Linked DNA regions of Homo sapiens: region 2 is linked to region 1. A link is an interaction called in ENCODE POLR2A ChIA-PET data of the cell type or tissue named here. Cell type or tissue: OCI-LY7. All regions are shown on one strand. Each heading gives the region's core, and the rest is flanking DNA. Links, peaks and the distances in the headings are about the cores only. Region 1 overlaps CPM (carboxypeptidase M). Region 2 has its middle 6.9 kb from the start of TODL.

What was found. Peaks named below come from ENCODE experiments on the same cell type or tissue, not always from the same donor. Only the 100,000 strongest peaks of a DNase experiment are listed, where the experiment ranks them.
Region 2: POLR2A ChIA-PET joins it to region 1 with 11 read pairs; 3 of 35 experiments call an interaction of 5 or more read pairs at or near these places.

The regions. Positions count from the first base shown.
Region 1 is chr12:68,895,207-68,900,592 of GRCh38, reverse strand. The region is part of intron 2 of CPM (carboxypeptidase M); the gene reads left to right. Among named protein-coding and RNA genes, the nearest start is that of CPM, 35 kb to the left of the region's middle. In OCI-LY7, for the core only: no CTCF peak of the experiment used is centred there; a DNase peak (open chromatin) is centred at 3,222; H3K4me3 peaks cover 1,096 bases; H3K27ac peaks cover 505 bases.
Region 2 is chr12:68,998,106-69,003,491 of GRCh38, reverse strand. No RefSeq gene overlaps it. Among named protein-coding and RNA genes, the nearest start is that of TODL, 6.9 kb to the left of the region's middle. In OCI-LY7, for the core only: no CTCF peak of the experiment used is centred there; no DNase peak of the experiment used is centred there.

The sequences.
Region 1 (5,386 bases), core at 245-5,244:
AAAATGTAAATAGCTGTATAATTTTTATATGGACGTAAGTTTTCAGTTTATTTTGTTAAATAACAAGGAGCTTGTTTGCTGGATCATATGGCAAGAGTAGGTTTAGTTTTGTAAGACACTTGCAAACTGCTTTCCAAATTGGCCATTTTGCATTCCCACCAGCAATGAATGAGAGTTCCTGTTGCTCCACATCCTCGCCAGTATTTGGTGTTGTCAGTGTTCTGAATTTTTGCCATTCTAATAGGAATGCATTGATATCTCATTGTTGTTTTAATTTGCCTTTCCCTGATGACATATGATGTGACATATGATGACATCTTTTCATATGCTTATTTGCCCTCTGTTTATCTTCTTTGGTGAAATGCCTGCTGTTTCCATCTTTTGTCCATTTTTTAATTGAGTTGTTTATTTTCTTATTGTTGGGTTTTCAGAATTCTTTCTGTATTTTGGATAACTCTTTCATCAGACATGTCTTTTGCAAACATTTTCTCCAAGTCTGTGGCTTACCTTTTCATTCTCTTGATCCCTCCAGCTTTTTATTTAGAAAATTTTCAGTCCTATAGAAAAAAATACAAAAATAGTAAAATAAGCACTCACACATTATTCATATACATCCACCAGTTGTTAATATTTTGCCACATTTGCTTTATCTCTCTCATGAGCTCCATCTGTTGATTTTACTGAACCATTAGAAGTGATAAATGGCATGTCACATCATCCCAAAAAACACCAATATGCATCTCCTAAGCATGACTTCTTACTGCCTAATCATGACACATCATTATTAAACTAAAAATAATAACTCAGTAATATCCAACAACATACTGCATTTTTAAAGTTCTCCAGTAGTTCCCAGAATCAAATCAAGCAAGGCTCACCCATCGTCTACAGTCTCACAATCTAGGACAGTTCCCCTGCCTTTTTTTGGCATTGACCGATTCATATTGAACCAATTTTATGTCATTGGTTGATTCCTAATGAACCATTTCCTTGTCTACAAGCTCTTGGCTTGCCCTCTTACAGTGATGAGTTGGAGTCTCTCCATGACAGCACCAGACTGGAAATTCTTAACATGCTTTCCAGGCTCATTAACATTGAGATAGTCAAAATCTACACGATGTCCTCAATAATTTTGAGAACAGGCCATGAAAGAAAATGTTGTGAAAAATGTGTTTATGGTTAATGATTCAACACAGTTAACAGAGGTGACTTGGCTTTCTGCCCTGCCCTCATGGCAACATGCGGCTTCCCAGTTCAGCACTGTCCTCTGCTGTTAGGGCCTGGGAATTCTGAATGAGATTCAGTCCTTGGAGTTGAAAAAGTAATTTACCTGATGCTTGGTGGTGTGAATGTTTGTGACAGTTTTTGTGCTAATACATTTTGAAGGACATGTTCTCTCAAAATAGCCCCTTCCACTTTCTGAATCCACACTCCAGTTTTCTTTTTAACTTCAGTGAGTGGTAGTCTATTTGACCTGATGTGCAGATCTTCTGGCACATACATTTCTGCTGTCTCTTGGCATAACAAATTGGCAGTCTATCCCTATGTTATGTACACTGTTTATATTGAAAATTTGTCTTTAATTGGTCTGATACTACATCATCTGCTAGGGCCAGTAGTTTGTCATCAGCCAATTTGTACACCTGAGGCCCTCAAACAAACACGTGCTTACAATGTTTCTGGCACTATTTTTAAAGCTTGTAAGAATTAAATGAGATAGCACAACAACCCCATGAGGGTAAGTACCGTTAATCCCATAATATGGATGAGGAAACTGATTCATTTAGAGGGATTAAGCAATTTGCCCAATACCACATGGCTAGTAAGTGACAGAGCTGGGTTTTAGCTCTGACACTTTGATTCTGGAACCTGCACATTTCATCATTATGTCAGATGCCCTGAAGAGGATACTGTATATCATCTCATCTCACATGCTGTGTTCAGGCAGGTGACGTGCTGCTCAATGCTGGTTTTGATGTCTTTACTAAACTACTGATCTATTTTTGAGATTTAAATCTCAAAACAGTGATACTAGTGAGAAGTAGTCCACCTTTGTTAATCCACCAAATGTTCCGGTTAGGGAACCTAATTTTGGTAACTTCAAGGCCTCTCCTGCTATTGGGAGCTAAGCATCCTTCACTCTGGACTCTCACTTGCTTCACTTTAGAATGAGAGCTTTTTAGGGTAAAACTCAGGAAGTAGGATGACTGAAAGAAAAGCCTTTCTTCTCCACAGTAGCTTATGGGGAAACTAGTAAATTAATTGCCATTATTCCTTGCCACTAAAGGATGAGTTCTTATGGTAGCAATAAATAGACAATAGGGCTGTGCAGACCTCCAACAAACTGTCTTTTCTGGGGTCAAAAGGGGTCTGAATTAACCTCTTCTTAAATTACAGCTCTGTGACACCTGCAGGCACTCATAACAAATAAGAACACCAGGCCAGGCACAGTGGCTCATGCCCGTAATCCTAACATCTTGGGAGGCTGAGGTGGGTGGATTGCTTGAGCTCAGGATTTCAAGACCAGCCTAGACAGCATGGCAAAACCCCATCTCTACAAAAAAAAAAAAAAAATACACAAATTAGCCAGGCGTAGTGGTCCATGCTTGTAGTCCCAGATACTCAGGAGGCTGAGGTGGCTGACTTGAGCCCTGGGAGGTCAAGGCTATAGTGAGCCATGATTGCACCACTGCATTCCTGCCTGGCTGACGGAGTGAGACCAATAGGGCAGCAAGAAACAAAACCTCAACACTGAACCGGAATGTCCATGACATACTGTAAAAAAAGAAACCTCAAATGGACAATAACTGTATAGTGCTAGTTGTAATGATTGTGCCTTTTTTTTTTTTTTTTTTTGAAACGGAGTCTCGCTCTGTCACCCAGACTGGAGTGCAATGGCACGATCTCCACTCACTGCAACCTCTGCTTCCCGGGTTCAAGCGATTCTCCTGCCCAAGCCTCCTGAGTAGCTGGGATTACAGGCACACACCACCACGCCCGGCTAATTTTTTGTAACTTTAGTAGAGACGAGGTTTCCCCATATTGGCCAGGCTGCTCTGGAACTCCTGACCTTGTGATCTGCCCACCTTGGCCAAGAAATCTCTTTAAGTATTCATTTGTACTTTAAGGTAATGCTCGATCTCGCTCTTAGTACAGCTGAATTGTCCTTCAAAAAGATGATCTGGTTATGTTTGACCTCTTCCTCAAGGGACCAAAAAGGGAAGTTCTCAGCTTTTTATAGTATGAGGTCCCTAGAGGTTTTCACTTTGGGGATTTAAAAACAAGTTTCCTGTAGCTATATGGAGGAAAAAAAAAAAAAAACCTAAAGGGGAACATGGAAGAATTATAATGATTGGGGCATGATAATTATGTCCAGTTTTTAAAACTCCATTCTTAAAAATGTCTTATAATTTATAGGTTAAAAATTTAAATGTTTAGAGGAAGCAGGACAGGTTTATGAGTCTCTGACCTGGGAATGGAGTGGGAGGAATAGAGAAGGTGGGGTTGCAAGAGGAGAAAGGCAGAGGAATTTCCTACCGTCTTCCTGTTTTTTGTTGATGGTTAGTGATTAATGAGACAAGCTGTTCTGTTTCTCTGGGAGTCTTGACTGTCTTGAAGAAAAAAAAGAAAATTTATTGCAACCCAATGCAGCTTCAGATTTTTCCTCTATTTTTTTTTTTCAATTAAAAACGTAACTGTCCCTAATTTAGGAACTGAAATTCCCAAACCTCCCCATTCACCTATTCAGGAAGAAATGAAATGGAACCTAACATCTACATTTCTTGGGTATAATATCAAAACTTTAATACTATGGGGATGAACATGTAAGCAAATGCAACTCTATCTCCCCATAATGTTGGAAGAATCTAACTTGAAACCAGACATTTGGTTTGGATCTTGGCACTTTCTTGCATGGAAATATTCCAAGAAGGTGCATTGACTCTTGATTTGATCTAGAAAACTGGGTTCTTTCCAGAGCCCACCCAGGATGGCACCTCATAGACTAACTATGGACTTTTCCATCAATACTGGAAAACAGTTTCATCTAATCCCCGGACCAAAGGTGACTCGGACTCCAAGTGAGCTTCCTCAGGTTTGTTTGTTAATTTATCCAATCATCCATTCACTCAGCAAACATTTATCAATCATTTGCTATGTATATGCCAGACACTACACCAGATTTTGCAAGCACAGAGATACAAAATCCCTTGCTTGCAGGAAAACCTTTGGTTTCAATAAATGATAGGAGAGGGGTTGCAGGGGTACTATCTATGAAAGTTCAAAGGAAGCATCTAACTTAGGGTGGTAGGGGATGGGGCTGAGCAGAAGGATCAGGAAGGTGTTGGATGGCAGGAGGCTTTTAGCTGAGCCTTGAAAAGGCAAGGGGAGGTTGGCCGCTTTGATGGGGTGGGCTAAGGACTATCCATGCAGAAGAAAGAGCAGGTATTAAAGGTGTCAAGGCAGGGAGTTACCTCCTTTGGGAACTACACATAAAGAAGAATGGCTAGGGCCTGGTGTATGGGATTGGGGTGGGAAACCCAAGGCAGGAAGAAGACAGATCCCAAGAGGTCTGGTGTGCATGCTGAGGGGATCAGGTGCCATCTCAATGCCATGGGGAGTCATTGAAGGAAAAGCAGTTAGAGCCATGGGATCCAGTTCACATATGATCAATCACCCAAACAAAGGAAAGTTTACTCAACAACATGTTTTCATTTGGACTTCATTTTGTCAAAGCATGAAAGTGATGTCAGAAATAGAAATGAGTGTATTCATGGCACACCACCACACCCAGCTAATTTTTGTACTTTTTGCAGAGAACTCCTGACCTCAAATGATCCACCTGCCTCGGCCTCCCAAAGTGCTGGGATTACAGGCGTGAGCCACTGTGTCTGGCCTAAAACACATTTTCTAAGATTTCTTTACTTCTGGGCCACCTCCACAAAATTTTATGGTTCTGGGAACCCCTATCTGAAAAAGCACAGGTATCAGCAATAAGTATAATGAACACTCACTAGAGGGAAAGTCATTTTGGTTTGGGTTGGTTATGGAAGCAGTGTCATATGAAAAGGGCTGGACTGTACTGCAGAAATAGAAGACCCACAAATTGCTATGGCTTATAACAGAAAAATAAAGATTTAGATGTCACTCATATGTCCATTATTGAACAGTTGTGACTCTGCTCCCTGTCACCTTCCCTCCAGGACCGAAGCTGACAGAGCACCCTCTATCCAATCATTGCCTGTCTTATGTCAGAGGGAAAGGAGATGGCAAATCATGCATCAGCCCTTAAAGCTCTGCCCAGAAGTGGTACATTACCATTTCTGCCCACATTTCACTGGCCAGAGCAGGTCACATGATATGCCTGAGTTCATTAGGGCACCAGATG
Region 2 (5,386 bases), core at 251-5,250, 100 kb before region 1:
ATTTTTTGATTTTTTGTAGAGACGAGGTCTTGCTATGTTGCCCAGGCTGACCTTGAACTCCTCGGCTCAAGGGGTCCTCCTGCCTTGGCCTCCCAAAGTGCTGGGATTACAGGCATGAGCCACCATGCTCGGCTATTTGTTTAACTTTAACGACCTCTGAACTAGATGAGATTCTAAGAAGATAAGTGAATGTATTTTCTATCTAATAACTAAAAAATGTTAAACTTTATGGGATCTTGCATTCTTTCATAGCTTTAGGACCTTGCAACTTTTAGAACTGTTTAAAGACGTCTCACATGGCTTTGTCTGTCTTACAGTGAGAACTTGGGAGGTCACTCCTTTGATAATCTGGTTTGAGTCAGCAGTGTGCAGTGCTAGATGACATGCCGACAGCATACCTTTTATTTCTGGTATCCACTCTGACATCTCTATTTGTTCCTTCCATACTTGCCCTAGAAATCCAATAAAAGAGTTCAGTGATTACATACTATAAATCAATTCTAAGGTGAGCATTTCCCTCTACACTTAAACGTTTCTGAAACCAGAATCTGTTTAGGAACTCTGGTATGCCAAAGTTTCATTAGCAACATTTTTTTTCTTTTAGGTGAGATATAAAATTATATGATCTTAATTAATGTTGTCTTAGTTCCAATACAGTATTGAGTACCTATGATATGCAGACAGTGCTAAACATCTGGAATGTAAAGAATAGTAATAGCAATAGACAAAGGTAAACAATACATTTCAGTATAGTGATCTTTGGAGACAAGTTTTTCTTCCAGTCTCCTGATTGTCACATAGCCCTTTTCAATTGTATTGATTTGTAATTATCAGTTTACCTGCCTGTCTTCTCCTCTAGCAACTCGAGGGTAAGTATCCTGTCTTAATCACCATTGTATTCCTGCTGCCCAGTACTGTGTGTGGCCTCATAGTCAACATTAAATGATTAAGTGAATGGATGGATTCCCTCAGCCCACATTGTGCTAGGAAGTCCTACTAAAGAAAATTTAGAATTTAGTTTTAATTACCAAGATATTAAGTCAAGTTTCATTGCCTACTCCAACAGGACTTTCAAGCAGTACTGCCCAGAATGCATACCATTAAATGGCATTTTTGCCTTAGTGGTTTTTGGTAAAAGTTGGAAAATCACGGTAATGTGTAAGGATTGTTCTGTGTTTGTACTGATTTCATGGTCAGCTGTCAGCTTGGCTACAATAGCATTCAGAAATGTGGGGATATGTAGAAATGTGGTGACATGAAGTCTTCCCCTTTTTCCAGGGAAGGATTCTGCCTCCTTGATGGTCCTGTTGTTGTCAAGTTCAGACAAAATTAAGTCTAGATGAGCTTTACCTTTTTATGATTATGATTATGATTATGATTATTTTGAGACAGAGTCTCACTCTGTTGCCCAGGCTGGAGTGCTATGGTGCGATCTCAGCTCACTGCAAGCTCCACCTCCAGGATTCAAGCGATTTTCCTGCCTCAGCCTCTGGAGTAGCAGGGATCATAGGCACGCGCCACCACGCCTGGCTAATTTTTGTATTTTTAGTAGAGACAGGGTTTTGCCATGTTGGCCAAGCTGGTCTCAAACTCCTGACCTCAAGTGATCTGCTCACCTTGGCCTCCCAAAGTGCTGAGATTACAGGCGTGAGCCACCACACCCGGCCTACCTTACATTTTGAATAGGTAAATACATCCACAATTGAGAAATAGAGGCAAGATTAAGATTTAAGCGAGATGTAATAAAAGGCATGTGAGTTAGTTTTCTATCACCGCATAAAAAGTTATCACAAATTTAGCAGCTTAAAACAACACCCTTTTACTACTCCACAGTTCCTGTGGGTCAAGAAGCCGGACATGGCTTAACTGGGCCCTCTGCTTAGGGTCTCCCAAGACTGCAAGCAAGGTGTCAGCCAGGCTACATTTGCATCTGGGGGGCTCAACTGGGAAAGATCTGCTTCCAAAGATCACAGGTAGAACTCATTTCCTTGTGTTCATATGACTGAAGTCCCTTTTCTCGCTGGCTGTGGCCAGGGGCTACTCTCAGCTCCAAAGGTCACTTGAAGTTCCTTGCCAGGCGATCCTCTCCTTTCTCTCACAACATGGCAGTGTACTTCAAAGCCAACAGCAGAGAGTCTGACCTAAGAGAGAGTCCTGTACCTGATTAAACCAGGTCCATCCAGGATAATCTCCCTTTTGATTAACTCAAAACACACTGATTTGGGGCCTTGATTACAACTACAAAAATCCCTTTACCTTTACCATATTCTATTGATCAGAAGTAGATCAGAAGTCTCAATCAAATCCAAGAGGAGGATGTTACATGGGGTGAACGTCAGGGGGTAGGAATCCTGGGACCTATCTTAGAATTCAGCCTGCCTCAGCCTGTATAGCCTCTCACTGTAACATCAGGGCAATGGCATGGGGAAACTATAAGGTTAACTTCCTGGAATTCCAGGGTTGACAAGGGCCTCCAGAGTCATTCTCTGCCCCCACATGAATAATCCTTAACCAAACCTGAAAAATGAATGCTTATCCTCTTACAGATACCCAAGAAAAGTGGATCTCTTTGTAATTAGTCCTTGTGGATAATAAAAGTTAGTGTTGCCAGGAGGAAAATAGGTTTCTTGTCCCACACCACATCCATTTCCTTGGCAGTGGCTTTTTAGCTTTCTGGGGCATAGAGTTGGGAGGATTGTGAAGCTAAGGGCTCGAGTGAAAAACACTTCTGGGATCAATTATTGATGCCTTCTTGAGAAGGCATAACAGAAACATCCATGTGATATAGTTACCAATGTTGTCATAAGAAGATGACTAGGCTAGAAGACTTCTGTTCTAGTCCCAGATCCACTCTAGCAAGTGATTTTGAACAAATCACTATCTCTTGGCCCTTGTTTCTTTCTCTGTTTTTTTTTTTTTTTCAAGGCTACCTCCTAGGGTTTTCATGAAGATTAAATGATATAACTCAGATGAAGGTGCTCTGTAATGGTAAATCAATAAACAACTATAAGATAGTATTGCCACTGAGCTTCTTGAAAGAAATTATTCCAGCCCATCTTCTGACACAGTTTTTGGCCCAGCATCTTATTTCTGCTTTCTTTAAATATCAAGTGAAAAATAACCTTCTCAAACTTGGACTTGGTGAACTGACAGCTTCCTGCAATAGCTGTCTGGCTTATCATACGGATAAACAATGTGACAACACCATTGTGACTGGTGAGTCAACCCTCATGTCTTCTGGCTCCTTTGAGTTTGCTATATTAAAATCATGGTTCACCCAAAACAAACAAACAACTTTATTTTAATATCATTGTGTGAGTCCTCGGATTGCCGAAAGTGTGGCCTATACAGGTACATGAAGAACAATCTTGGGATCAGAAAAGCAAATATTTAGAAAGTAAATGCAATACAATTTTCCTGGACTCTAAAGATAGGAAATGTCAATTCGGGAGCTCATACCTGCAGGCTCTGCTCTTCCCCTTCTTCATAACTGCAGAAAATGCAAGAGAGGAAACAGTCACCATCCACTAAACCCTTATTACTCAAAAGTGTGGTCCATGAACCTCCAGCATGGGCATCACCTGAGAACTTATTAAAAATGCAGAATCTTGGGCTGAACCTCAGACCTGCTGAATCAGAATAAGCATTTTAACAAGTTCTCCAAATTATATGCATGTACATTAAAGTTTAAGAAGCTGCACTAAATTTTCCAGACATGGAAAATTCATGTTTAAATTACTAGTATTTTAAACATGATCCAAAAGCATTGCTCTGGCCATTATTTTGTAACCACCCAGTGGGTTCACCTTGCCCGATGCCTAGACAGAGCCAATTTATCAAGACAGGGGAATTGCAATAGAGAAAGAGTAATTCATGCAGAGCTGGCTGTGTGGAGACTGGAGTTTTATTATTACTCAAATCAGTCTCCCAGAGCATTCAGGGAGCAAAGATTTTAAGGATAATTTGGTGGGTGGGGAAGCCCAGTGAGTTGAGAGTGCTGATTGGTTGGGTTGGAGATGAAATCATGGGAAGTTGAAGCTGTCCTTTTGAACTGAGTCAGTTCCTGGTTGAGGGCCAGTTTATCGATGTATAGGTGGTGCCAGCTGATCCATCAAATGCAGGGCCTGCAAAATATCTCAAGCATTGATCTTGGGAGTAGGTTAGGGAGGGTCAGAATCTTGTAGCCTCCAACTGTATAACTCCTAAACCATAATTTCTAATTTTGTGGCTAATTTCTTAGTCCTACAAAGGCAGTCTAGTCCCCAGGCAAGAAGAAGGTTTGTTTTGGAAAAGGGCTGTTGTCGTCTTTGTTTTAAACTATAAACTAAGCTCCTCCCAAAGTTAGTTCAGCCTACGCCCAGGAAGGAACAAGGACAGCTTAAAGGTTAGAAGCAAGATGGAGTCGGTTAGGTTAGATCTCTTTCACTGTCTCAGTTATAATTTTGCAGAGGCGGCTTCAATTTCATATTGCTGGCAGCAAAATACAGTCCGATCTATTAGCAGTTTCTATGTAAGATGAGAGAGCACATTGTTAGGATTTTACCAACTTATATTTTAAAGGTTTCACTTGTGATCTGCTCATTAGAAAACAGTTAATCAGGAACTGATTGGACACAGTTACAATCCAACACCAACTTGGCAGTATTGCAATGACCAAAATGCTGATATCCTTAATGATTATTTTACATAGTAGAACCTCGTATCCAACTCTGCTTCATCTAAATGATGTATGAGGTTCCTGTAAACTCCAGAGGAACCCTATCATATCCGCATCTAGATCCCCTATAGGGCCTAATAAAGTATTTTGTAGCAGAAGTATAATTACTAAGGGTACAAGCTTAGAAAACAAGGCTGTACATTTAGAAGAAAAGGAAAATAAATAATGGTGGGGGAAGGGGGGCAAGCAGAAAAAGATGGCCTGGACTTCATTTATCTCTAACCCAGGTGTGATGGGTCCTTGGGAGCCATCTCCTCCAGCTTTGAAAACAGGGTTCAGCCTACATCACATCTGCATCAAGCAAAGGCTGTTCATAAAGCTTCAGAGAACAATGTCAATCTTATCAGATATTTTGTGGAAGACAAAGAGATGGCTTATATCACATCTGATAAAAGAAAAACTTCAGCTGAATTAAATTTAAAGGAATTTAATTGAGCAATGAATGATTTGTGAGTTGGGCAGCCCCCTAAGCCAGAATAGGCTCAGAGACTCCTGCACAGCCACGTGGGGGAAGAAGATTTATGGAAAGAAAAAGGGAAGTGATGCAAAGAAAACAGAAGTGAGGGACAGAAACAGCTGGATTGTTTACAGTTTGGCATTTACCTTATTTGAACATGGTTTGAACAGTTGTCTACATTTGCTTGCCCAAAACTCAGTGATTGGCACAAG